Linked DNA regions of Homo sapiens: region 1 is linked to region 2. Evidence: read pairs that join two places in POLR2A ChIA-PET (ENCODE). Cell type or tissue: CD4-positive, alpha-beta T cell. All regions are shown on one strand. Links, peaks and the distances in the headings refer to the core of each region. The heading gives the core; the rest is flanking DNA.

Region 1 (4,395 bases), core at 319-4,318, 400 kb before region 2:
TGTGCCATTTCCATTTTAATTACTGTTAGTCCTTTAGATTTACATTTTAGACACTTTTTAATCTGTTCCCTTTTTTATTATAGCAGCACCCGGTAGAGCGCCACTGTACTTAAGGTTGTGTCAGCATTTTCATTAAAACACCTCCTCCCCTTCACCCCAAAACTGCCCCTACTCTGCAGGGGTTTACATCCGGCTGCTCAACAGGACTCCAGGGTGAAAACTTGGCAGGACATGGAAAACGTCCCCAATTTGTGTCAAGGGAGGAGGCAGCAAAGGGAGAATGTCTGGGTCACTCCCAGGGTGTAAAATTAGCACAGCCCAGCATCCTCACTTAGGTGAGGGACAGGGACGTCGAGTCACCTGGTAAGACTCCCTGCAAAAGAACAAAAGTGGCCACCTGCTTAGGGCTGGTGAAGAAGCTGTTAAAGTGGATGAGGTGCTGTATATAGAATTATAAATTGTGTCATCCCAAGGAGAACACTTAAACAAAAAGAATTTTCAGTCCACTGTAAAAATATGAGGAGGCAAGTTAAATTGGATAACTCTGGAATGGGTAGAAAGATGTCATAATAACGCACACATGCACACGGATACTCCCACAACTGAGTCTCACCCACGCAGAACTGAATAGAAGGTGAACTGGTAACTCCCTGGAAAGAAAGGCCTTATCATTTATGGGACGAATGCTGTCAACCTTCATGGTGTGGCATAATGTGATAAGTTATGGACACTACCAAGCGTGGTGCATATAGAAGCTATTATGATATACTTTTCTCCACCCTGCCCAAGAAAACACAACCCAAGCTGGAGTCTTCTCTAACTTCAACTCATGCTCTCTGGCACATGCCTTTAGCAATTACATTATGTACAACTTGCAGGAAGAAGTTAAACAAAAGATGTGGATGTTTAATCTTGTTCTAACATTTTTGTTTGTTTATCCAACCTCACAAGGGGTTATTCTTCCAATGGAAAAGGCCATCACCACACACCCAAGCTCTGTGAGCTGGGGAAAAAAAAAAAAAATTAAGTGTGCATCCAAGTAAAATTTTCCTGAAAGCACTTCACTTCTCCCAGCTCCATCCTGGCCCTCAGTTGTTACCAGGTTGCAAAAAGTAACCTGAAGACTCTGTCAACGATGCCTCTCCTGCTCCTCACACAGGTACACGTGCAGTGGTGTTATAAAATATGTGGCAGCAAGCAAATGGAACCCAGAAAAATCTGAGTGAAAACAGGACAATAATTCTCAGTCTGAAAGCTGAGAACCGATAGAGTCAGCTCAGTTGTGCAATCATTTAAAAGATGAATGACAGTTTAATAGCCACTAGATAGTCCTCTGGGATCTGTGGTTTGAAAGTAAAATATGTATTGTCGGTACCTCTTTAGGCTGTTTTCCAGCATGTTGTTGTTGTAAAAGTTGAAGCTGCAACTGTTCCTGTTGTTTTTTATAAAACTCTTGAAGCTGCTGCTACAAAGGAAAGAGAGGACGGTAAGTAACAGAGGGTAGCGCCAATCCACTGTCCCTTTTGGTGCCATACACAAACTGTGATTTGAAAAATAGCATCCTTTTATCTGTAATGGCCTGACCTTTAGTTTGAAACTCGACAATAAATTCAGCGCACACTGACTATTCTTGGCATTATTGTTTGAAAAGTAATCTCCAAAATGAACTGATGAAAAACATACCATTTTCTACACAAACTAATTAAAATAAGGCAAAGAATGACCTTTGATTGTACAACAAAGCTGAAATGCCCTTGCTGAGAGAGTCTGGTGAATCTCTTCTGCATGCTTTCTAAATGACAGGGCTGGGCACTATGCAGTGTTATTCAGTGTGTGCATGGACAGCCTGGGAGCTTCCGCTGCATCCTGTCCCCACCACCCCAGGCCAGTGACTCCCAACGCTGTAGTTCCGAATCTCATCTATTTGGTTCAGGTGGCTGTGAAGTCTGAATATTAGGTCCCCATAGTGCAATGACAACCAGAAGTTCATTTCAGCAACATCGTATGTGGAAGAAGTAAAATCAACTCTGGACCTTAAAATTAGCAAATTCTAGAATGCTTCTTTATGTTTAAAGAAAAAAAATCTGTAAGCTTCTGAGTCGAAATGGGGACATCAAGAGCTGTCATATTTAAACCACTCCCAACGTGCTCCTCATTTTGCTTTGATTCACACCATTTAGGAGCCATGTAAACCTAAAAGATCTTACTGCTACCAAGTCCAATTACAGCCCTGATCTCAGTCCATCGGGTACTCTCCAGGCCCAAACACTAGTCACCATGGCAGGGCTCCTCTCTTTTGGGCATGCAAAAGCACATCGATTATTCAGGGAGTGGTCTGTGTCCTGCCCCACCCACGCTGCTTTACTCTTCACTGAGCAAAGGAGCTGCTCTGGTGGAGGGGAGATTGCGAATGGAGTGATGGGGGCCCCTGGGTTCTGGGGGAGACAGGCTGGAGGTGGAGGAAGGACAATTACCTGTTGAAGCATGAGGGCCTGCTGCTGCTGGAGGAGAACCTGGAGCTGCTGAGGGCTCAGCACTTGTTGCTGGAGGATCTGCTGCATTTGCTGGGGAGTGATAACTTGAGGTGTCATCATAGCCACTGACACGGGAACCTAGAATGTTAATGAAGGATAAATAGGAAGCCAGGAAATCAGAAGCACGCAGCCTCCCAGGTTCAGCAGCTGACTGCCATCAGCCTGCTTAAAGAGTTGACCAATTTCCCATGCAACATGTATTTATCCAGAGGGGATGCAGCAACAGATCCTATTTAATCTATCATGGAGTTTATTTTAAAGAAAGAAAAGTAAAATCTTGCAGTACTGATGGGGGTTCCAGGCAGCCTTGCAAGCACACAAAAAGGACAAACTTAATAAATGCTAACTGGAGTTAAGATACGACAGTTCTCAATTGCTTATTGAGAGTGAGTTTTTGGTCAAAACCATCTGTGGGAAGTTAACCCAGACTTGAATTTTGTTTGAGAGAAGACAAATGGTAACCAGCACCTTTGCAGGTGGAGCCCATATGAGCACACTTGCTCTGTGGACAGTGATTTTAAGAACAACCAATCAATGCTTATACTTGCTGGGAAGGGAACCTTGGACACACCTTCCGAACTTAAACACAGACCCTTCGCATGATGCCTTTTACTCTTCCTTATTCACCCAGCACACAGATGTCTCAATTCTTTCATATTATGTGCAATACCATTAAAACCCGCTTTCCATGACATTTCAGTGACAAACAGCTACAGTGATGAACTTGATAGCATTTCATATTTGCAACTGTTAACACGTTTCTGCACGGGCATCTTTGCAAGGAACCTGCACACTGTATCTGAAAGGATGATGTCTTGTTCAGATAAAACACTGACATTAAAATGACAGGCTGTCTTGGCCAAGGTTACACAAATTGTATTCAAGCGGATACCTAATGACAATGCTATGAATTCTGCAAGCTTTCTAGAATGTAATTTAGCTATTCAAAATAATCACTGCACTTGTGTTTAATTTGCAGACTACATGAGACCCATTTTGTCAGTCCCCGTAATGCAAGAAGACTATTTCATGAAAAATCACCCCCCGCCCCAAATAAAAAGATAAGGAAAGAAAAAACAATGAAAGAAAAGACAAAACCTGTATGTCTTCTAACCGTAATATTTAAGCATCTTACTTTTCTTTGGTTTCTAATCAAACATGTGACAGCAAGAAGCTAGAAGCAGTAAAGGATATACTTTGTTAAAAAGGATATGCTGTCATCTCATGTATTACAATAAAAGGTAATAACATGTTTTGCACTTTGCCTGTGTGCTACTTAAAAAAAAAAATCCGGCAGACAATAGCTGATCAGAAGATAAAAGAATTAAAAAATCTTTCAGGGGAGCAGTAAGCAAAAGGCAGAAATGCAGTATTAATTTTATGTAACATAATGTCTTAATATGCAGTTTATCCTGACTTTTTCACATGATTTGTCCTGTCATTTGCATAGCGAGCTCTCATTCCTAATTTCACAGTCATTATGCACTGATGTCCCGATTTCTCAGCATCACTAATTTTGATGAACTAAAAATGGTTCCTGAAGGTCAGATTCATGCACAGCGAATGTTCTCCACTGTTGTTGTGGGCTTGTTTCATGTGTGGGGATGTTGATGTGCCAGTGTCGTGTGTTTGGAAAACACTAGTTAGAACATTCGAAAAATTTCATTAACCCAGCTCTGGAAGGTCATCCATGAATTCTTCCTATTCCAGTGGCCTTTTAAGTGTAGATGTAGATACACTGTAATTTAAAACAGATGGGCATGTCTGAATATTTTCATATGCAAAATGGGACAGATGTATATGAATGGATAAATTACCCTTTTAAAAAGATAATTTGTAGCACGAAATATCACCAACGATT
Region 2 (4,395 bases), core at 86-4,085:
AAAAAGGTCTTGCTAGAAGAACTGTTAAAGCCCCAAATAAAAATGTGTGTGCTAACTCCAGGCTACCTCTGGGCTAGTAATTCTACAGGTAAAACAATAACTTCCTAGAGTGCAGTGTTTCAAGAAAAAGAAACCTGCCTCTCTCATTTATGAAGACATGCATCTCCTGTGCAGGTGGCCCCACACTTCTCTGTGACAAAAGTCAGCGCCAGGAGGGTAAAGACGTACATGTCATTGCCAAATATTTACTGGCGACGTCTCTAAAATTAATCACTCTCGGAGCCCCCAAAAGGTGAATGTATATCCATTTCTAATACCTACCACTCTGCATCTTTGGAAACAATATCATCAAAAGGAACTTTAAAGGGATCATGAAAAGCTCTAACATACAGAAACCTCTTTCAGACTACAGAAATTAGTCTCAAGACTAAATACTCAGGAGTTTAATTATTAAGTCAGCCCCCATGCCAAGAGGGGGAAATGGAAAGGTATTTATTCTGTTGCAGCTATGTTTATAGGTAACAACCTAGAAAACCAGGTGATTCACGTACAATGATACCTTATTTTCTAATGACGTGGCAACTCAAAGAGCCAGCAAGGCAAGATAGGGACAATTTGGAACTGGCAAAATAATGAATGAGTTTCTAGACATAATTTTATTTTCTCTGGGATAAATGATGAGATTCAGGCTTACTGACCCCCAAAGGAGGCTCTTGTTGTATTTTAATATTTGAGAGGGTTGAACTTGGAGGGACAAGGCATACATTTTTTTACCGAGGATGCTGCTTTGGTCAAGACCTGTCATCCTTTGATGGTCACAGAGCAGGAGTGCCTGCCTCCCTCCCAAGTCAACTGCAGTGAAATGTTATTGTTTGATAGCTTTTCAGTTGCTGACAAAATCAGCTGGTGTTCCCAGAAAATGAAATGAATTCCACACACTGGCCTCCCTCCCTTCCTTCCCCTTTCACTCAGTGGAGTCCCAATGGATGAAATGAACAAATCTCCAAGGAATTTGAAGACCACTCTTACTACTTACAAGAGTGCTTTCTGGCATCTGTAGAAAAATCAGAAAATCCAACAATATGGCCCAAAGTCCTGACAACAACTGGCTGGAGTGAGGCAGCAACAACAGCTCCCTTTAAATAAAGCCTGTGCTGCCTAGTTCTTTACTCTTCTCACCCCATCTGCTTAATTCTTTTAAATTAACTGTGTGGCTGCCATAACAATTTGAGTTTCAGCCCCCTGTAATACAGCTTACCTCGCATTACTTCCAGGACACAAATCCCACAATCCTATTCACACTTGGTGATGTTTGGGCCAGTATCAGGGTATGTCCCCACACTTCCTAATTTCCTAAGAAAATGAAATACATATATACACAGCTTCATGATAAATGCCAAGACCAGCCAACTAAACAGACACCAAGAATAAAGCAAGATCCCTTCCCCAAACTCCATCCTACCAATGTCATTTCATAATGTCTACTAGGCAAAGGAGTACTTGGTCCAATTATCAGATGCAATATTCAAGCTGAATGATATATGCACATGAATATTTTGAGACCTGGTTACCTTGGCTATCCTAACAGCCAAAGCAGATTTGCAGTGTGATCCCGGCAGCCCTACTGGCCGCATCAAAGGATAGGCTGTAATAGGATTTCAACACAGGAGCAAACAATGTCTGGTACTGATGGACACATAAAACTCACTGAAGTTTAACTCCTACTTCTTAACAAATAAAACCAAGCCCCTCCCCAACCTGGAGAGCCTGACCAAACTCACTGAGATTATCAATATCATTTTTGGGATCTGGAATCTTATTCTCGTTGAAGAAATAAACACCATCCCCAAAATGCTGATGACATTTAGAGTTAAGCCCTCTGATCACACTGCTCTTTCAAAGAGCCCAAGAGTAAAGGGAATTTACAAATATGTACTAAAGTCAGACACCAACATCCTAATAGCTTCTGCCTTCTAGAGATAAAAATATAAAGTATTTATGGAAAGACTCTCCTCATCCCTTTTTATGCAAAGAGTATCTTACAAACGCATTATGAACCAGACATCTGTGTCTTAAGACAATGAACACATCAAGTTTTAAGGGGCTGTAACTCTGAAACAGGCCTGGCAGGTATTTCCACCAAACCACCTCTTCTGCTGTCTAATCCTTTACTAAGCAAATATTTATACTTTAGCAGGAAAATCCTGAGCTAGATTGTTACTTCTCTTACCACCCTCTGCACCCCTTTGTAAGATGTCCCTTCTCCAGTGACCCTGGAGTTTAGAACTACATTTGCTCTATTTTGTTGCATAACAGCAGCAATAGAAGAGGTAAGAGAAAGTGTCTCTAAAGAATCCTAAAGAACCCTCCGTCCAGCTGGGAGAACTATACTCCTACAGCGTGATCAGAGCTAGGGTCGCCGGGGCTAATCTAGAATCACTGTGCCTCCACATACACGAGGCACATCATCTGTATTTTCACGTTTTGTGAAAATGCTCCTTAATGTTCACAGACGTGGTTACCCACTGAAGCAGGAGCTAAGGCACAGAGAGAGACAGGTGTTCGATAGAAAACCACAGAGACAAAAAGCACCCAAAGAGTCGCTTTATAATTTTTATTTGATTTTCAAAAACTCCACAATATAAATGACTGAACCTTGAGGTTCCAAGTGTGGCCTCGACCAGCAGCCTGAACATTATCAAAGATGCAGGGTCCCAGCCTCTACCTTAGACATACTGAACAAGAATCTGCATTTTGACAAGATCTGCAGCTTGACCTCCATGCACCTCAAGGTATGAGGAGGACTGTGCTCTAGAAGAACTATGATGCAGCTGCTCTTGATGGGGAGATGGTAGCGAAAGTTCCCTAACTTTCAGAACATATGTAAAAGTCTGTGGAATACGTGGATTCGAATCATCAAAGCAACTTGTTTTCTTTAAAAAAAAAAACAAAAAAAAAACTGCTTTCTGAGCGCCATCTCTCTCAGACCCACTGAATTAGAATCACTGGCACTCAGGTAGTCCTAGGGCCCACACCAGTCTGAAAACCACTGAGCAACTTCAAATGTGCATCTCCTCTGTGCTGCTTCTGGAGCTGGTTTCAATATACTGTTAAACTGATCGACATTTGGTAACTGAATAATCTGCAAAAACTTCAAAAACCATGTCATAGCTTTGTATATGCCCTAAAGTGAATGAGGCGGGGGCAGTGTTCTGGAATTCTTATGAATGATATACATCTCTTTACAAATAGTCAGTTTTTTAAAAGGAAATGTGTGCATTCTCGGTAACACATGCATTCACACATGCTTTCAGTGCTAAACTCTTCATAGAAAATGACAGGCGGACGTGGAAATAGCCACACGAGCACACATCCCCCCCGCCGTCTGAAATACAGAGGCATACATCTGAGAGTACATCCCTACGTATAGACAACTTCAAACAAAAACAGACCAGCTAAAGACGGAAAGCACCCTCCTTAAATCTAATATTCACTTTGTCTAGGACCAAACCAACTCCAACTAATTTAACAAGCAGCAATAAATAACCCATTATATGTTAGCTTTTAGTCATTAAACACCCTTCCCTTTTAATTAAAGAAAACTTGGAAACTAGCTCTCAAAGGGGTCCTAAATTTAAATGTTTAAGAAAAGACTGCTTTTGATACAAACTGCATAAAACAAATAATGAAAACTCTTAAATGTTGGATGGGGTGGGATTTCAAAGAATTAACTAATTGCAACCTGCGAGAGAAACAAGACACATTTGCTTCTGGGTACCTCTCCCACGTCATGCTCTTAAAGGCCCAAGTTTCAATTTGGGAGAAGAAGCCCAAATGTTTTTTGTTAATACGAAGAGTCAAAATATTTTAAAGGATCACACTTCCAACAGTTGCAATTTCCCTTTTGCAAGTTACCTAAGAAAGAAAAGAGCTATTAGTGATAGTTACGGGTGGGTATGGGGTGACAGCCACATGCAAACTGATGCTTGCTTTATCTCCCATTGCAGATCTGCGGGAATATGCAAGAATGGTTTAATAAACACCATCATTCCACTTTTCAGTTTAAAGTGTTCTTTTTTTGTGCAATTAAGTTATTAAAACACGACTATAATTTGACTACATTAATAACACAATGAAGCAAGCCTTCAGGTAAAGTAACTTGGATGGACAAAGGGTTTCCAAAAAATCACAGCCAAAAAGTCATGCCAAACCGAGGGAAAGGAGGTAATGTCTGTGGAAAGAATAACAGTTGCCCTTGCTCAGATGATTCAAGTATTTGAGGGAGGTAGCAACAGCCCTTCCCTAGCAAAGATATATGGGGCATACTTTTTGAAACCAACAAACAAGTCGCCCTTGCTGTATTGCAAAGCACAGGGCAGCAGGCACAACAGAGAA

What was found. Peaks named below come from ENCODE experiments on the same cell type or tissue, not always from the same donor. Only the 100,000 strongest peaks of a DNase experiment are listed, where the experiment ranks them.
Region 1: POLR2A ChIA-PET joins it to region 2 with 5 read pairs; 4 of 35 experiments call an interaction of 5 or more read pairs at or near these places.

The regions. Positions count from the first base shown.
Region 1 is chr3:71,051,162-71,055,556 of GRCh38, forward strand. FOXP1 (forkhead box P1) reads right to left here. Exons shown (of 21, transcript NM_001349338.3): 8 at 2,475-2,612; 9 at 1,376-1,465. Among named protein-coding and RNA genes, the nearest start is that of FOXP1-AS1, 240 kb to the right of the region's middle. RefSeq lists enhancers at 1-539, 1-280. In CD4-positive, alpha-beta T cell, for the core only: no CTCF peak of the experiment used is centred there; no DNase peak of the experiment used is centred there; H3K27ac peaks cover 84 bases.
Region 2 is chr3:71,451,858-71,456,252 of GRCh38, forward strand. All of the region lies in intron 3 of FOXP1 (forkhead box P1), which reads right to left. Among named protein-coding and RNA genes, the nearest start is that of MIR1284, 88 kb to the right of the region's middle. RefSeq lists a silencer at 1,521-1,815. In CD4-positive, alpha-beta T cell, for the core only: no CTCF peak of the experiment used is centred there; DNase peaks (open chromatin) are centred at 2,524 and 3,374; H3K4me3 peaks cover 1,509 bases; H3K27ac peaks cover 4,000 bases.